2 separate regions of the Homo sapiens genome follow, and region 1 is linked to region 2. A link is a loop called in an ENCODE intact Hi-C map of the cell type or tissue named here. Cell type or tissue: mammary epithelial cell. All regions are shown on one strand. Each heading gives the region's core, and the rest is flanking DNA. Links, peaks and the distances in the headings are about the cores only.

The links. A loop is a pair of places that touch in the nucleus more often than their neighbours do. Peaks named below come from ENCODE experiments on the same cell type or tissue, not always from the same donor. Only the 100,000 strongest peaks of a DNase experiment are listed, where the experiment ranks them.
Region 1: it touches region 2 in a loop (15-fold over the local background); 4 of 110 quality-filtered maps call a loop at or near these places.

The regions. Positions count from the first base shown.
Region 1 is chr19:9,909,200-9,918,035 of GRCh38, reverse strand. The region is part of intron 1 of OLFM2 (olfactomedin 2); the gene reads left to right. Among named protein-coding and RNA genes, the nearest start is that of OLFM2, 23 kb to the left of the region's middle. RefSeq lists silencers at 3,281-3,370, 3,391-3,490. In mammary epithelial cell, for the core only: a CTCF peak has its summit at 3,185 (motif pointing right); DNase peaks (open chromatin) are centred at 585 and 3,185; H3K4me3 peaks cover 895 bases; H3K27me3 peaks cover 849 bases.
Region 2 is chr19:9,790,849-9,800,753 of GRCh38, reverse strand. It overlaps LOC100505555 (a long non-coding RNA gene), which reads left to right and starts at 7,574. Exons shown (of 2, transcript NR_148545.1): 1 at 7,574-7,820. It overlaps LOC124904635 (a long non-coding RNA gene), which reads right to left and starts at 7,692. Exons shown (of 3, transcript XR_007067134.1): 1 at 7,601-7,692; 2 at 7,106-7,362. RefSeq lists silencers at 4,292-4,481, 8,066-8,215, 8,556-8,925 and enhancers at 7,181-7,681, 7,682-8,182. In mammary epithelial cell, for the core only: CTCF peaks have their summits at 4,405 (motif pointing right) and 7,826; DNase peaks (open chromatin) are centred at 4,403, 8,013, 8,453, 8,913 and 1 weaker place; H3K4me3 peaks cover 1,897 bases; H3K27ac peaks cover 1,101 bases.

The sequences.
Region 1 (8,836 bases), core at 1-8,000, 120 kb before region 2:
ATGGTGGCATGCACCTGTAAACCCAGCTACTTGGGAGGCTGAGGCACGAGAATTACTCGAACCCAGGAGATGGAGGTTGCAGTGAGCAGAGATTTCACCACTGCACTCCAACCTGGGCAACAGAGCGAGACTCCATCTCAAAACAAAACAAAACAAAAAACAACTAAAGTAGGGTAAGTGGCACAGAGTGGTGGGGTGTTCAGATTGTAGATGAGGTGGCCAGGGAAGGTCCTTTGGATAAGATCACCATATCACTGAGGGTCTTGTTAGGGAAACAAACTACGTGTTTCAGAGAGGGGAAATTTAATACAGGGAATTGGTTAAGTGGGAGAAGAAAGAGTTGAGAAGCCACATGGGATGATGAGGAAATCTGGCATAAGCTACAGCAGAAAGCTACTGGAGGGACATGGCAAAGAGAGGATGTGATAAGGAAGGGACCCTTGGGGAGGAACTGGCACTATGGAGGAGGTGTAGCCACTGTCAGAAAACACCCTCCACCCCAAGCAGACACAGGAGAGAAACACCCTGGCTTCTGCCTTCCTCTCCAATCTCCGATCTCCCTCCAGTGGCTCCCATTGGATAAACCGACCAGGAAGCCAGTATGCAATGGAATCTGGGAAATGTAGTTTTCTGGGGGAAGGGCAGGGCATGGCTCTGACCCACACAATGACAGAGCAGAGATATAAATTAAATAAAGGACCGGGAATGGTGGCTCGCATCTGTAGTCCCAGCTACTTGGGAGGCTGAGGCAGGAGAATAGCTTGAGCCTAGGAGTTAGAGGCTGCAATGAGCTATGATTGAACCACTGCACTCCAGCCTGGGTGACAGAGCAAGACTCTGTCTCTAAAAAATACATTAATTAAGTAAAGGAACAAGCCATGGGGGGCATCCTTGATGTATTTTGTGTAGAAGGAACAGGAAGTTCAAAGGTCCTGAGGTTGCAGTGTCCCAGATGGAGCCAAAACCTTGAGAGTGGGTGTGATGGTCCAGGCAGAATGAGAGCGGCAGGGAACCCAGGACAAAGCCCTGAAAGATACAGAGTTTTAGGGAGTAGCAGGAGACAGCGACGGCACAGCCAGAGAGGTGGGTGCAGAACTAGGAAGTGATACCGTGTCTCTGAAGTCAAGGGAAAAAGGAGTTTCAAGAAGGTGATGGTGAGTGGGGACTGACTGACTGTGAGAATGATCTAATGAGGACTGGCATGAGGGTGTGGACCTGGCAAATTGGCACCTTTGGTGAGAAGAGTTTTGGAAACGTTGGGGAGGTGGGAGGCAAGGAGTTAAATGCAAGCAAGTGCAAACTCGAGCACAGACCACTCCTTGGAGAAGCCTGGATGCGCTGAACTAAGGCAGTTTCCCACAGCACCCATGGCCAGAGAGTGAGAAAGTTTGTTTGGGTCCCAAATTGTCTAAGCCAGGAGGCCTGGAGCCCAGTTGGTCTTAGGGTCTGAAATCAGACAGTCCTGGTTTCAAAACCTGGGCCCCCACTTCCCTGCTGGGTTCCCCTGATCTGGGTCCCTCTCCTCTCTGAGCTCAGTTTCCTCACCTGGAAATAGGGGTGTCACTGTACTGTTTATGGATGTTGCAGCAGTTGTTAACATTGCATCTGCAAAGTGTTCAGCACTCATCAGTGAAAGCTTTAGAACAAGCTGGCAAGAACTCATCTTTTTTTTCTTTTAGACAGGGTCTCACTCGTCTGTCGCCCAGGCTGGAGTGCAGTGGCTCGATCTTGGCTCACTGCAACCTCTGCCTCCTGGGTTCAAGCAATTCTCCCACCTCAACCTCCCAAGTAGCTGGGATTACAGGCGTGCACCACCATACCCGGCTAACTTTTGTATTTTTAGTAGAGACAGGGTTTTACCATGTTGGCCAGGCTGGTCTCGAACTCCTGGCCTCAAGTGATCCACCCTCCTCGGCCTCCCAAAGTGCTGGGATTATAGGCATGAGCCACTGTGCCCGGCCTCAAATAATAACAACAATGGTAGCTACTATTTGAAAAACTTACCATGTCCCAGACACTTGTAAAGTATTTTACAAACATCATCATTCCTTATTCTCCCCCTGGCTCACTCCAACTACACTGGCCTCCTTCCTGGTCCTCAAACACTCCTGCCCCAGGGCCTTTGCACTTGCTGTTCCTGTTGCGTGGAACTCTCTTCCCCTAGATATCCAGATGGTTCCCTTCCTCACTTCAGGTCTCTGCTTAAACGTCCCTTTCTCGCCAGGCGCGGTGGTTCACGCCTCTAATTCCAGCACTTTGGGAGGCCGAGGTGGGCAGATCACGAAGTCAGGAGATTGAGACCATCCTGGCTAACACGGTGAAACCCCGTCTCTACTAAAAAATACAAAAAATTAGCCGGGCGTGGTGGTGGGTGCCTGTAGTCCCAGCTACTCGGGAGGCTAAGGCAGGAGAATGGCCTGAACCCGGGAGGCAGAGCTTGCAGTGAGCCGAGATCACGCCACTGCACTCCAGCCTGGGCGACAGAGCAAGACTCCGTCTCAAATAAATAAATAAATAAATAAATAAATAAATAAATAAAAAAGTCCCTTTCTCCAATCACTCTGTTTAAAGTTTACTTCCCCTTCCTCCTAATATCTTATGTACTTTACTTTTTTCCCGTATTTCTTGACTGTCTCACCCCATAGAATATTCATCTTCACATCCAACCCGGAGGCTCATTCTTGGAATGCCAACACTTTGGGAGGCCAAGGTGGGAGGATCGATTGAGGCCAGGGGTTCGAGACCAGCCTGGGCAACATAGCGAGATGCCCATCTCTACCAAAAAAAAAAAAAAAAGAGAGAGAAAAGAAAAAGAATATTCAATTTCACACAGGCAGGCATTTTTGTCTGTTGTTCACAGTGCCTGGGACATAGTAGATGCTCAGTAAATTACCTGATTCTCAGGATGACCAAGCCCTTTACACGTGTTAGGTCTCCACCACCCACTTTGCAGATGGGGAAACTGAGGCAGAGAGGAACAGTCATCCCTACAGGTCACACTTGCATCTTGGTGTTGTCCAGCTCAGAAAAAAAGACGGTTCGAGACCCCTAGCCCCCCTCCCCGCTCATGCTTGGCGCTCCTCCCCAGCCAGAGCCCTCAGCCCCAGGCCGCCGCCTGGAAAGGCCTGAGTCATCGCCGCCTCCAGACGGCGGCGGCCGCGGGCTGAGGGCGACGGCGGCGGCGGAGCGAGGTGATGCGGGGACGCCAGGAGGGGGCGTGAGTGCAGGCAAAACAGAGGAAATTAAAACTAGCCCGGCGCTCCTCTCCGCGGCCCAGCGGCTGCCGCCGCCGGCTGATGCGTGGGCGGACGGGTGGGCGGCGAGGGCACTGCGCTTCCCGCTCCCCCGAGGGAGCGGGCCGGGAGCGGGGTCCCCGGGGCCGCGAGGAAGGTCCGAAGCGTGAGTGCCCCGCCCCCACCCAAAGTTAAAGTTGCAAGTAGACACCTGCCCGGGACTCGCCTCCTAAAAGCCGCGTGCCAGGTCTCCGTGGTCCCTGGGTAGGAAACTGCCCTTGGTAGTCGTGGGAACTCCTCCCGTGGCCGAAGTGACCCCAGGACCGCACCTGCACCCAAACAATTTCGTCTGCTGGCCCTGGATCACGCCACCCTGGGGGCACGAAATGACCGAAGGATCCTTAGAGTGGTCTCAGTGCCCGGGAAGGAAGCCCCTTCCCCCAGCTAAAGGAGACCCTTGGTGACCCGATTCATGGGAGCGCACGAGCGTGTCGCCCCCCCACGCCCCCCAATGCCCGCTGTCCGAGGTTTTAGGTAGCCAGGGTGGGTGTCCCAACAGTGGGTGGGTGGGGATTTGCGACTCCGGCCCCCTGCCGTCTTTGGGTGGCCGGGGTGGGCCGAGGGCGCCTTTACGCGCGGGGTCCCGCGGCTCAGGCTCGAAGAGGGTCTGCGTGCGGGAGGCGGTCCGGGAACACCGCCTAGGGGGAGGGGGGCCGGGAATACCGTTGGGGGGCGGGGCTGGGGAATGCCACCGCGGTGGTGGTGGGGCGCTTGGGGAATGCCACCAGGGGGAGGTCCCCCACCCCATGGAGAGGTCCTCGGCGGGGGGCGGGCGAGGGCGTGGGGTGGGGGGTGGGGGCAGTCTGGGCGCCCCCCGCCCCCCGCCGGGCTCCGGGCCGGAGGCGTGACGTCACGGCGGCTGGAAGTGCCCGGCGCGGAGGCGCGGGAGGGGGCGGGGGCCCGAGCCGGCGCTTTATAAGAGGAGCCCGCCAGGCGCGCCGAGCCGCAGCCCGCGTCCCCGAGCCCCCCCTCACCCCGTCCCGGACCCCCTGCCCCGCAGCTCGCGCTCGTGCCCCCTCCCCCACGCCCCCCCGGGGCGCCTGGGTGTCGAGGGACCGAGCGCCCCGCGGCGGGCCAGAGAAGGGACGCGCGGCGGGCGGCCGCGGGGCATGAGGCGGAGGCGCGATGTCGGTGCCGCTGCTCAAGATCGGGGCCGTGCTGAGCACCATGGCCATGGTCACCAACTGGATGTCGCAGACGCTGCCCTCGCTCGTGGGGCTCAACGGCACCGTGTCCCGTGCGGGCGCCTCTGAGAAAATCGTGAGTGGCCGCCGCGCGGGGGGCGCTCCCGGGGGGCGTGGTACCCGCGCCACAGCCGCTGCCGCCGCCGCAGCCCCCGGGGCCCCCACCTGTCCCCCTCTACCCCTGTGCTTCCCACGACCCTGCCCGGCACGCCTGGGTAGGGGACGCCCTCTCGGGGTTCCAGGGTCGGACGTGGAGGCAGAAGGAGCCCCGGGACCCCTAGCCACCTCCGCGCCATTTAGGATGGTTCTTGCTGTTATTATTGATTATTATGATTATTAGTGAGCAATGTCTGAGCGCGAATAGCGTACCAGGCTCGCTCCGGCCCCAGGGCGGAGGCGACAAGGGCTGCAGAATTGAGCTGAGTCCGGGCTGAGTGGGGTGCAGCGGGAGGAGGGTGAGACTCGGGGGTTTAGAAGGACCCTGTCTCTGAAAGAGGGGAGGATCGAGGGGTTTCCGAGTGTCTCCACCTTCAAGGTCTCTGCCTGGTTGCGTCTCGGCGTCTCTGAGTAGTTCTGTCTGAGTCTCTATTCATTTCCCCTGCTTTGCGTCTCTGGGTCTCTTTCTATTAATATTTCTATCTTTCCTTGTCTCTGTCTCTGTGGCGCTGAGAATTTGTATCTCTTTTTTTCTCTCTTTTTCTCTCCCCTGCACCCCTTCCGCCATTCTTGCCTCGCCATGTGCTGAATATTTATCCCCATAACTCACCCTCCCTGGGAGGTAGACGGGGCGCAGACTGGGGCCGGAGCTGACACTGCCTCCAGAAGCTCCAGGATGGCGCCTTCCCATCCCATCCCCCTTTGAGGCTTTATCCTCCAGCTTCCCCACTACAGAGCTTCCCTGGATCAGGGAAGAAGGAGAGAACTCAGTGGGGTTCTCCCCGTGGTGTCCTGAGGAGAGAGGGGAGGGGTTTCCTTCACTGCAAACTTCCCTGGGCCTCCTCCAGATATGCCTTTCCCCCCACTCCTCAACCTCTGGTAGCCCCACCCCTGTTCCATCTGTTTGGGGGGCTCCTCCCAAATCATCCCCCAAACCCAGGCTGCGATGCCTGGGGCTCCCTTTCTTTAGCCCCAACTTCACCAACCCTCCCTTGCTTAGCCCCAAATGGTCATCCCGCAGCTTCTTTCTCCTTGATGGGAGCAAAGAAGAATTTGCTCCCTAGGGTCGAAGGCAAGGGTGTGTGGTGGTGGTGGGGACACCTGAGAAGGCTTTGTCCAGCCCCTGGTGGGGGTGGTATTGGGCTTGACACAGGTGAGAGCTTTCAGGCTAGATTCTTAGACTTGGCAGCCAATGTGTGAGACGGTGTGTTTCTGTGTGTCTGTCACATTAAGTGTTTATTATTTGGGTATGTCCTGGTGTGTCTATATGTGTGTGTTTCGGTGTGTATATGGGGGAATGGGAGTGGAGAAAGTTTATGTGCACTGCCGGCATGGGGTCCGATGTGCCTTCCTGTGTGTGAGGGTGCATCCCAGAATGAGTGTGGGTGTGTCCCTGAGTGACTGTGCTTGGGTGTGGACGTATCAGCATGTGTATCTGCAATTGCCTGTCCCTGACTATGGGTTTGCCTGTGTTACAAGATTGCATGTGTGCATATGAGTTTGTTATACACAAGTATGATACAGGCTTCTTGCCGTTGCCATCTGAGAAGGGAGAGAGATGGTATCTCATTGAAATCAGAAGCCAAATTTCCCTCTACCACCATTGAAAGCAAGTGAGTCTGTGTACATGTGTTCTATGCAGGTGTGTGTAAATGTGTGCATATGGTGTGTCTGCAGAATGTATAAATAAGTATATAAGAGCATGTCTATGAGTTATGATTTTGTGTGTGCATATGTATCTGTGCAAACGTGTGTGCAAGTATCTTTGTGTGCATATGTGTGGACAGGTATGTCTTTGTAAGTGTGTGCATATAACTGCAAGTGTGTATTTATGAAAGTGTGTGTGTGTGCCTGCCTTGTGTGCATGTGGGTAGGATGCCCTGTGTGCTGTGTGTTTTCTGTAAGTGTGTATGTGTGTGTGCCCAAACAGACCTGATCTCCACTCTGGCCCATTCGTAGCTAACAGCATCTTCATCCAATGCTTCCATGAATTCACCTGCTGAAAGCCAATGGCCCTCCCATCCCTGACACCACCCCATCCCTCAGTCTCATTATACTTTGTCAAAAGGGATCTGAGAAGTGAGATGTTAAGGTACTCAGGGTGAGGGCTGGGAGGGGACTGTGACATGAGGGTGTCCATTTTGGGAGTCTGAAAGACCTATGTTGGAATCTAGATTTTGTCCCCAACTTGCTCTATGACTCTGGCCAGTGCCTTTGTCACTCTGAGCTATTGTTTTCTCATCTATAAAATGGGAATGATGTCTTACCTCACAGAATTGTTGTGGGTAACAGAGATCTGCTGTTCAAATTCCCATCCTTCCACGCTTCCATATATCTCTTCATCCATCCATCCATCCTTCCCTCCATCTATTATTTCATCTATCCATCTGTTTTTACGCCCATCCTTCCATCTGTCTTGCTATCCATATCTCCATTCATTCATTCATCCAACCACCTGTTATTCCATCAGTCTGTCCATCTATCCATCAATTATTTCATCTACCCATCCATTTTCTCTCCATCCATTCACTCATACACCCACCCACTATTCCATCTGTCCATCCATCTGTACATCCATCCTTTCACACATCCATCTCTTTATCCTTCCACCCATCTCTTTTCATCTATCCATGATGCATCATTTGTCTCTCTGTTCTTTCATGGATCCATTCTTCTATCCATCCATCTCTATCCATGCATTCACCAATTCCTCCATGCATGCATTATCCATTATCCAACTCTCTTTTTCTATCCTCTGTGCATCCATCCTTCCACCATCCATCTGCCTCTCCATCCATTCATCTATCCTTCCATCCATTGTATTTATTCCACAAAACTATTTTTTTAAGAGGTGGAGTCTCACCATGTTGCCCAAGCTGGTCTTGAACTCCTGGGCTCAAGGGATCCTCCCTCCTCGGCCTCCCAAAATGCTGGGATTACAGGCATGAGCCACCAGTGCCTGGCCTATTCCACAAGACTATCAAGTGCCTCTTCTATGTCAAGAATTTTTATGTTTGAAAACCCCCAGCTCAGTGCCTAAGATAGCAGATGCTCAGTTAGTGATAAGATTTTTGAGTCAAACATATCTGGGTTTGAATTCTGGCCCTGTAATTTACTAGCTGTGTGACTTTGGGGGAAATTATTTAATTTCTCTAAGCCCCAACTTCCTTATTGTTATTATTATTAATATTATTATTTTTAGAGAAAGAGTCTCACTCTGTCACCCAGGCTGGAGTGTAGTGATGCCATCATAGCTCACTAACATCTGGAACTCCTAGGCTCAAGTCATTCTCCTGTCTTAGCCTCCTAAGAAGCTGGGATTCGATTTCCTTATTAGTCAGGGGGAATTTAGAGTCTTTATGAGATGGTAAGATCCTTGAAGACATCTGTGTTTTGCTCACTACTGAACCCTAAGGTGTGGCGCACATAGGCCTACAATAAATATTTGTCCAATGACTGAATCCACAATCACACCTTCATAAGGATTTGTGGATTCCTCCTTCAAACAAAAACAAATAAATAACGGGCACATAGTAGTGTTTAGTAAGGAGGGGTTGTTTTATTTACCCCTCTAGCCAAGCCTGGAATAAACATTTCTCAAGTGTCTAAATCCATTTCACCTTCCTCAGGACTGGGGAGAACAAATGGAAAGTGACCAGGCACACAGTAGGTGTTCGGTTAGGAGGAGATGTCGGAAGGTTTAGCACCCCAACGTCGGGGAGGCTGAGGGGTTCAGGAAACAAAGCAGTATGGATTCCCAAAGTCAGGAGGCGGAAGGTTGGATGCTGGTGTTTGGCTTTAAAAAGGAACTCAGTGGTGTGGGGCGGTGAGCGTAGAGCCTTGGGGGTCCTGCTTCTCTCTGGCTTCCTCCTCCTGAATTGCAGAAGCAGCTTAGCATTCCTGTGGTTATAGACCATCTCTGGGAAGACGTGGGGAGGAAGCTGCCGCTACTACCTTTGGCCAACTCCCAGCCATAAACCATCCCTGTGGGACAGGAGCCTTCAGCGGAATGGCTTCTCACCTGGGGATCATAAATCCAGGACCAGACTAAGAGCTGTCAGCTGTATTGCCAGCCACGGACATCATTTCGAGGCCTGAAGTAAAATACCTGAATCTTGTATGTTATACCCTTGACCGTCGCCTCTGCCTGGGGGGCTGGAGAGAGGGAAGGGGAGATGGAGGAGGGGTGTGCTATTTGAGGGG
Region 2 (9,905 bases), core at 1,173-9,172:
AATAATAAAAATAGAAAAGAACAAGAGATGCCCAGCAAATAGTTATTTTCACTTTCCCCCTAACGAAGGGTGAAGAGGTCTACAAATGTTCGCTGTTTCTCTTAATTCCTGTGTTTTGAGAATTAAGGATTTATAAGGCAAACCAAGTGATGCGCTGTTGTCTTCTGGAGACCTATGGTATTACATTTCATCTCAAGCAGGTGCTTTTTGAAACTTACCTTTAAACCTTCCTTCCCTATTGGAAAGTTATCACTTGAAAAAGCATTTTCATCATACCTGTAATCCCAGCACTTTGGGAGGCTGAGGTGGACGGATAACCTGAAGTCAGGAGTTCCAGACCAGCCTGGCAAACATGGTCAAACCTCGTCTCTACTAAAAGTACGAAAATTGGCTGGGCACAGTGGCTCACACCTATAATCCTAGCACTTTGGGAGGCTGAGGCAGGTGGATCACCTGAGGTCAGGAGTTCAAGACCAGCCTGGTCAACATGATAAAACCCCATCTTGGCCGGGTGCAGTGACTCACGCCTGTAATCCCAGCACTTTGGGAGGCCAAGGTGCTCGGATCACGAGGTCAGGAGATTGAGACCATCCTGGCTAACACAGTGAAATCCCGTCTGTACTAAAAATACAAAAAAATTACCTGGGCGTGGTGGCGGGCGCCTGTAGTCCCAGCTACTCAGGAAGCTGAGGCAGGAGAGTGGTGTGAACCTGGGAGGCGGAGCTTGCAGTGAGCCGAGATCGCGCCACTGCACTCCAGCCTGGGCGACAAAGTGAAACTCCATCTCAAAAAAAAAAAAAAAAAAAAAAAAAAGAAACCCCATCTCTACTAAAAATACAAAAAATTTGCCAGGTGTGTTGGTGGGCCCCTGTAATCCCAGCTACTTGGGAGGCTGAGGCAGGAGAATCGCCTGAACCCAGGAGGCAGAGGTTGCAGTGAGCCGAGATAGTGCCATTGCACTCCAGCCTGGGCAACAAGAGCAAAACTCAATCTCAAAAAAAAAAAAAGTACAAAAATTAGCTGGTGTGGTGGTGCTCGCCTGTAATCTCAGCTATTCCTGTGGCTGAGGCATAAGAATTGCTTGAACTCACGAGGGTTCAAGTTGCAGTGATCTGAGATCGTGCCACTGCACTCCAGTCTGGGCAACAGAGCAAGGGGCCAGCAAAAAAAAAAAAAAAAAAAAAAAAAAGCCTTTTCCAAGCTGGGATGGGGATGGAACAACAGTTTGACAGATGAGAAAACTGGGACTCAGAGTCATCTACACACAGTATTTCCACTTCATCTCCAGGAAATGACTGAAGGAATTTAGGGGATGTCTGTCAATTTCTGAGGAAAGACAGAACAGCAAGTGCAAGGGCCCTGAGGCAGGAAGGCAGGACAATGCTTCTGTAACAGCAGAAGCCCTGTGTCTGAAATGGTTTAAGTGAGTTGGGTAGGATGGAGACTAGCAGGAAGGAAGTCAATTATCAGTCAGATCATATGGGGCCATGAGAACAACTAAACATTTTGGGTTTTACTATGAGTGCAATGCAAAGTCATAGAAGGGTCTGAGCTACTGGAGCAATATTATCTGATATATATTTTAAGAATATCTGTCTGTCATTTGTACAACTCTTGGGAATCAAAGGTAGAATCAGGGAGCGTAATTGGAAAGTTAAGGCAATAATCCCGATGAGAAGAAAGTGGTTTGGAAAGTTGGTAGCAGGGGAGAACAGAGGGGTTGTGGCATGGTCTGAGGCTAAAGTGAAGGTAGATCCAAGAGCTATCTGCTGATGGATTTTCTTTCTTTTTTTTTCCTTTTTTTTAGAGACAGTCTCACTCTGTCACCCAGACTGGTGTGCAATGGCACAATCATAGCTCACCGCAGCATGGAACTCCTGGACTCAGGTGATTCTTCCACCTCAGCCTCCTCAGTAGCTGGGACTACAGGCGCCCACCACCACAGTCAGCTATTTTTTTTTCTTTTTGTAGAGATGGGATGTCACTATGTTGCCCAAGCTTGGCTCTAACTCCTGGCCTCAATCGATCCTCCTGCCGTGGGCTCCCAAAGTGTGGGATTATAGGCATGAGTTACCAAGCTTGTAACCGCCTAACTGCCTAGAGCTGATTTACCAATACAGGAAATTGCAATAAAGAAAGAGTTTCATTCATGCAGAGCCAGCTAGCCGTACAGGAGACCAAAATTTTACTATTATTCAGATCAGTCTCCCTGAAAACTCTGGGATCAGGGGGTTTGTTTGTTTGTTTTGAGACAGAGTTTCGCTCTTGTCACCCAAGCTAGAGTGTAATGGCGCCACCTCAGCTCACTGTAACCTCTTCCTCCTGGGTTTAAGAGATTCTCCTGCCTCAGCCTCCCGAGTAGCTGGGATTACAGGTGGCCGCCACCACGCCTGGCTAATTTTTCTATTTGTTTTTTTTAGTAGAGACGGGGTTTCACCATGTTGGCCAGGCTGGTCTTGAACTCCTGACCTCAGGTGATCCACCTGCCTTGGCCTCCCAATGTGCTGGGATTACAGGCGTGATCCACCGCACCTGGCCTGAGATCGTGGTTTTTAAGGATAATTTGAGATAATTTTAAGGATAATAGGGGGTCTGAAAGTGGGAAGTGCTGATTGGTTGAGTCTGAGATGAAATCACAGGGAGTGGAACCTGTCCTGTTGCTCTGAGTCAGTTCCTGGGTGGGAACCACAAGACCAGATGAGCCGGTTTATCCATCTAGGTGGCCTCAACTTGTGCACTGAAACACAGGGTCTGCAAAATATCTCAAGCACTGATTCTAGGTTTTACGATAGTGATTTTATCCCCAGGAGCAATTTGGGGAGGTCCAGAATATTGCACCCACCAGCTGCATGACTCCTAAACCATAATTCCTTATCTGTGGCTAATGTGTTAGTCCTGCAAAGGCAGTCTAGTCTCCAGGGAAAAGGAGGTTTGTTTTGGGAAAGCATTATTGTTGTTTTTGTTTCAAAGTTAAACTATAAACTAAGTTCATCCCAAACTTAGTTTGGCCTATGTCCAGGAATGAACAAGGACAGTGTGGAGGTTAGAAGCAAGATGCAGTTAGTTTGGTCAGATCTCTTTCCCTGTAATCAGTTTCTCAGTTATAATTTTTGCAAAGGTGGTTTCAAGCCCAGTACCCAGGGCTCGTAAGAAAGACATTCAGCTAGGCGCGGTGGCTCACGCCTGTAATCCCAGCACTTTGGGAGACCGAGGCGGGTGGATCACGAGGTGAGCAGATCGAGACCATCCTGGCTAACACAGTGAAACCCCGTCTCTACTAAAAACAAAACACAAAAGATTAGCTGGGCGTGGTGGCAGGTGCATGTAGTCCCAGCTACTCGGGAGGCTCAGGCAGGAGAATCGCTTGAACCTGGGAGGCGGAGGTTGCAGTGAGCCGATATCGCGCCACTGCACTCCAGCCTGGGTGACAGAGTGAGACTCCGTCTCAAAAAAAAAAAAAAAAAGACATTCAGGTCGTGCGCGGTGGCTCACCCCTGTAATCCCAGCACTTTGGGAGGCTGAGACGGGCAGATCACATGAGGTCAGGAGTTTGAGACCAGCCTGGCCAACATGGTGAAACTCCATCTCTACTAAAAATAAAAAATTAGCCAGGTGTGGTGGCATGCACCTGTAATCCCAGCTACTCGGGAGGCTGAGGAAGGAGAATCACTTGAACCCGGAGGTGGAGGTTGCAGTGAGCCGAGATCGCGCCACTGCACTCCAGCCTGGGCAACAGAGTGAGACTCAGCTTCAAAAAAAAAAAAAAAAAAAAGAAAGAAAAAAGAAAGACATTCAATTAAGCTTCTTCCTTTTCCCACAGACTCTAGAGTTTAACGTCTTCAGTGGGAATCAGCATGGACGTTCAGAACAGTCCCTCCTTAAACACAAAGACATTTCCTACCTCATACCTCATAATCACATGATAGAAGGGGTGAGAAAGTCTCCACGGCCAATCCCATACAGGGGTGTTCAAGAATACAGTTATGGGTTGTTAGTTTTTGTTTCTGGTTGGGCCTGCAAAGCCTCTTCCTCATCCCTCTTTTCCACTTATCACTAGAAACAGAAACTAAAAACCATGGCTTCAGGCTGCTACAAGTCTAAAACAAAACAAAACAAGACAACAACAACAAAATAAGGCGACTTGGACAAACTTGCTAGTAAATCCATTAACGAAGGCCCCGCCCTCATGATCTAATCACCTCCCTAAGGCCTCATATCCTAATTTCATCACTTCTGCGGTTAGGATTTAAGCATTTGGCTTTGCGGAGTGGTGGTGTGGAGGCAGGACACACACAACATACAACCTTCAGACCATAGTGAGGTAGGAGACTGGGTAGGACTTACTTTGTTTCCTGGTCCCAACAGGATAAAGTGAAGAAGCCACCGGGAACCAGCAGATGGCACCAAAAGCCATCTCTAGTTGCTCTCCTTGCTTGTTAGGGTAAGACACTCCTACCAGAGCCATGACAGTTGATAAGTACCATGGCAACAACATGAAAGTTACCATTCACTTCCACAACAATCACCTGGAAGTTATAGCCTCCTTTCTAGAAAGTTCTGCATGGCACACCCCTTAATTTGCATGTAATTAAAAGTGAGTATAACTATAGCTAGCCAACAGCACAAAATGCTGATTCTGGGCACACTGCATAGGTTTTAGCTGTACTCTGGAAAAAGCAACTCTGAGTGAATGAAAGATCCTTGTGTAGCACCACCAGTTGAATTCTTTCCTGGGTGAATCCCCAATGATGGCACTTACCTGCATCAGTAGCACACTTCTATTTCCTTAGGCACCTGCTTATAAGCTAAAACTGCCTGCTTGCCAAAAGGATATAAGAATTTTTATTTTTCATTTGGATAAAGGCAATTAGTTAACACAAATGGCCACCCCAATTACCAAACTTAGGATGAACTTCAACAACATTGTTAACACAGTCATTGTGTTGTGAATTCTTTTTTTTTTTTTTTTTTTTTTTTTTTTTGAGACAGAGTCTTGCTCTGTTGCCCAGGCTGGAGTGCACTGGCGAGATCTCGGCTCACTGCAACCTCCACCTCCTGGGTTCAAGCGATTCTCCTGCCTTAGTCTCCCAAGTAGCTGGGACTCAACACACCCAGCTAATTCTTTTGTATTTTTAATAGACACAGGGTTTCACCATGTAGCCAGGCTGGTCCTGACCTCCTGAATTCAGGTGATCCATCCACCTCAGCCTCCCAAAGTGCTGGGATTACAGGCATGAAAACCAGCACACCTGGCCCACCTGTGCACTGTTAGTGAGACTATAAAACGGTGCAGCAGCTATGAAAACCAGTATGGCAGTGGTTCAAAAAATTAAAATTGGTATTATCACATGGTCTAGCAATCCCACTTCTGGGTATATATCTAAAAGAATGGAAAACAGGCTCTCAAAAAGATATTTGACCACCCACGTTTATAGCAGCATTATTCATAATGGCCAAGAACACACCTCATTCATAAGGGTGTATTTTGGGGCTTTCTATTCTATTTATTGGTTTAATTTATTTACCACTACACCAATATTACTGTCTTTTTTTTTGCGACGGAGTCTCGCTCTGTCGCCCAGGCTGGAGTGCAGTGGCACGATCTCTGCTCACTGCAAGCTCCACCTCCCGGGTTCATGCCATTCTCCTGCCTCAGCCTCCTGAGTAGCTGGGACCACAGGTGCCTGCCACCACGCCCGGCTATTTTTTGTATTTTTAGTAGAGACGGGGTTTCACCGTGTCAGCCAGGATGGTCTCGATCTCCTGACCTGGTGAACCGCCCGCCTCGGCCTCCCAAAGTGTTGGGATTACAGGCGTAAGCCACCGTGCCCGACCCTGTCTTTCTATTTCTTAATGTCTGTAGGGTAAGTGCCAACAGTTCTTCAGGAGTATTTTGTACCTCCACATACATACATTTTATTATAAGTAGATCAGGTTCCTCATCAAACATGTTATTTTGACTGAAAACTTGTTAACTTTCTATATTAAGTAAGAAGAATTCAAGTCTTTATATTGAAACTTCTAATCCATCAACAAGGAAGGTCTATCCATTGATCTAGGTCATCTTTGATTTCTTTCAATAGTAGTTTACAAATTTCTCGGAAGAGATATTGCATACTTTTTTGTTGTATTTATTTCTACTTATTTTATTGCTGTTGTAATATTGCTGTTAAAAGAGACAAGTCGGCCGGGTGCGGTGCCTCACGCCTGTAATCCCAGCACTTTGGGATGCCGAGGCCAGCGGAATACCTGAGGTCAGGAGTTCCAGACCGGCCTTGCCAACGTGGCGAAGCCCCGTCTCTACTAAAAACATACAAAAATTAGCTGGGCGTGGTGGCATGCGCCTGTAATCCCAGCTACTCAGGGGCCTGAGGCAGGAGAATCGCTTGAACCAGGGAGGTGGAGGTTGCAGCAAGCCAAGATCAAGCCACTGCATTCCAGCCTGGGCGACAGAGCAAGACTCCGTCAAAAAAAAAAAAAAAAAAAAAAAAAGAGAGAGACAAGACAATTATCTTTGCATATTGAGTTTTTAGCCACTATTCTTGCTAACCCGCACATTATGTGTAACAATTTAGATTCTTTTGGATCTCCCACTTAGACAATTATGTTGTCTGTAAATAATGGCAGAAAAGAAATGTAGATAATGTTTCTTCCAATTTCTTTTTCAGACAGGGCCTTCCTCTGTCGCCCCAGCTGGAGTGCAATGTTGCCATCTCAGCTCACTACAACCTCTGCCTCCGGGCTCAAGTGATCCTCCTGTGTCAGTCTCCGAAGTAGCTGGGACTATAGACATGCATCACCATGCCTGGCTAATTTTTGTATTTTTTAAAATTGAGACAGGGTTTTGCCATCTTGCCCAGGCTGGTCTCAAACTCCTGAACTCAAAGCGATCTTCCTTCCAAAGTGTTAGGATCTCAGGCGTGAGCCGCGCGTGGCCGTAACTACAATGCTTGATAGAATTCGTGAGAGTGGGCATCGTTGCTGTACTCCTGAGCTTAGAACAGTTTTCAGTATTTCACTACAATGTTAGCTGTAGATTTTTTTACATGCTCTTTATCAGTTTGTTGAGAGATGTTGAGAATGGGCCCGGTGCGGTGGTTCATACCTGCAATCTCAGCTCTTTGGGACGCCAAAGAGGGAAGATCGCTTGAGCTCAGGAGTTCGCGACCAGCCTGGGCAATATAGTGTGACCTCCCATCTCCACGAAAAATTTAAAAATTAGCCTGCTGTGGTGTCACGAGCCTGTAGTTCCAGCTACTGTTGAATTTGAGGGAAGATCGCTTGAGCCCAGGGATTGGAGGTTTCCGTGAGCCGTGATCGAGCCACTGCACTCCAGCCTGTGCGACAGAGGAAGACCCTGACCTATAAAAACGCAAACAAAGTAGTGAAGAGAGATGTATCAGTTATCTACTGCCGTATAACAAACCACCAGGAAACAGCGCATCCTCGTACAAGCCGCATGAATGCAGAGGAAAGCGAGCAGAGGCATTTCGAGGTCCCGCCCAACAGACTCCCTCCATCGTGGTCCCGCCCCCACCCCAAGCCGCCGCCGGGTTCTGCCCCCACGGTGCCCAGTGAAGCCGGAGGGACGGGGTCCAACCGTTGTCGGCTGCGCGGAAACTGGGACTTCTCCCCAGGGTCGTGGAGGACGCGGCCGCCGACCCTCCCACCGCCTCACGCCTCGGAGACCGGGTCCAGAGCCCTCAGCCGCTTCCGAGCCCCGAGAGGGGAATCAGAAGTGCGCGTGATCAGAGCGGCACCCCCTTCCCAGGAACCGCAGCTGAACCAACGGTTTCCCCTGCACCAGCCTTTGCGACCAGGTGGGGCTTCAGGTGCGGCTTCGCCACGTGGAGGCAGGAAGACCCGGGCAGGGACTCGGTGAGGGGGAGACGGGGGTGGGGTCTTGGTGACCGAGAGACGGGGGCGGAGACTTGGTGAGGGGAGACGGAGGCGGGGACTCGGTGAGAGGATTGACGGGGGCGGGGACTCGGTGAGGGAGAGACAGGGGCGGGAATCGGTGAGGGGAGACGGAGGCGGGGAATCGGTGAGGGGAGAGACGGGGGCGGGGACTCGGTGACGGGGAGACGGGGGCGGGAATCGGTGAGGGGACGACGGGGGCGGGGACTCGGTGAGGGAAGAGAAGAGGGCGGGACTCGGTGAGGGGGAGACGGGGGCGGGGACTTGGTGAGCGGACGACGGGGGCGGGGACTCGGTGAGGGGAGAGAAGAGGGACTAGGTGAGGGGGAGACAGGGACTCGATGACAGACAGGGCAGGGTCTCGGTGAGGGGAACCGGGGGCCGGGGACTTCGTAAGGGAGAGACAGGGGTGGGGATTAGGTGATGGGGAGACTGGGACGAGAACTCGGTGAGGGAGAGACGGGGGGCGGGGACTCGGTGAGGGGCTGTCAGAGGCGGGACCTCAGTGAGGGGAGAGAAGAGGGCGGGATCTCAGTGAAGGGAGAGAAGAGGGCGGGGACTCGATGAGGGGGAGACGGGGCCGGGGACTCGATGACGGGAAGGGTAGGGGACTCGATGAAGGAGAGACGGTGGCGGGGACTCGATGAGGGAGAGGCGGGGGCGGGGTCTCGGTGAGGGGAGAGACAGGGATGGGAACTCGGTGAGGGGGAGGCGGGGGCGGGGACTCGGTGAGGGAGAGGCGGGGGTGGAGACTTGATGAAGGATAGACGGGGCGGGTACTCGATGAGGGGGAGTCGGGGGCGGGGTCTCCGTGAGGGGAGAGACGAGGGCGGGGTCTCAGTAAGGGAGAGGCAGGGATGGGGACTCAGTGAGGGGGAGGCGGGGGCGGGGACTCGGTGAGGGCGAGGCGGGGCGGAGACTCGATGACGGAGGACGGGGGCGGAGACTCGATGAGGGCGAGACGGGGGCGGGGTCTCAGTGGGGGAGAGACAGGGATGGGGACTCGGTGAGGGCGAGGCGGGGGCGGGGACTTGGTGAGGGCGAGATGGGGGAGCGGTCTCGGTGACGGGGAGACGGGGTAAGGTCTCTGTGAGCGTAGATGGGGCTGGTGTCTCAGTGAAGGCGCAATGGGGGCGGGGATTCAGTGAAGGCGGAGACCGAGGTGGAGTCTCCCTGAGTGTGGAGATGAAGGTAGAGACTCCGTGTAGGATAGGAGGACCGGGACTCAGTGATGCGGGAGTCTGTGGGCGGAGGATTACCCAGGTGCCCAGGCAAGAGACTGAAGGCACAAACTGTTTCAGTATAATAAAGAAAACAGTTAGAATAAGAATAGTTATAAATTAGATATAGAGATGATCATGGACATTATCAATCATTAGTATGAACATTATTAATCATTAGCTTTTAATATTACTCTTTGTTGTATTACTAACATAACCAAGGAATAACGGGCGGGTGTAGGATCAGGTGCTGAAGGGACATTGTGAGAAGTGACCAAGAAAGCAAGAGGTGAGCCCTCTGTCAGGCCCGCATAAGGGCCGCTTGAGGGCTCCTTGGTCAAGCGGTAATGCCAGTGCCTGGGAAGGCACCCGTTACTTAGCAGACCATGAAAGGGAGTCTCCCTTTCCTTGGAGGAGTCAGGGAACACTCTGCTCCACCAGCTTCTTGTGGGAGGTTGGATATTATCCAGGCCTGCCCGCAGCCATCCGGAGGCATAAACCCCTCCCTGTGGTGCTGTGCTTCAGTGGTCACTTTTCTTGTCCACTTTCATATTCCTCCGGTACTCCTGGTTCCTCTTTGAATTTCTTAGAAGATAGTGGTAGAAGAAATAGTGAAAGTCTTAAAGTCTTTTATCTTTCTGATAAGTGCGTAAAAGAAAACACTGGGCCGGGCGCAGTGGCTCATGCCTGTAATCCCAGCACTTTGGGAGGCCGAGGCGGGTGGATCACGAGGTCAGGACTTCAAGACCAGCCTGGCCAAGAAGGTGA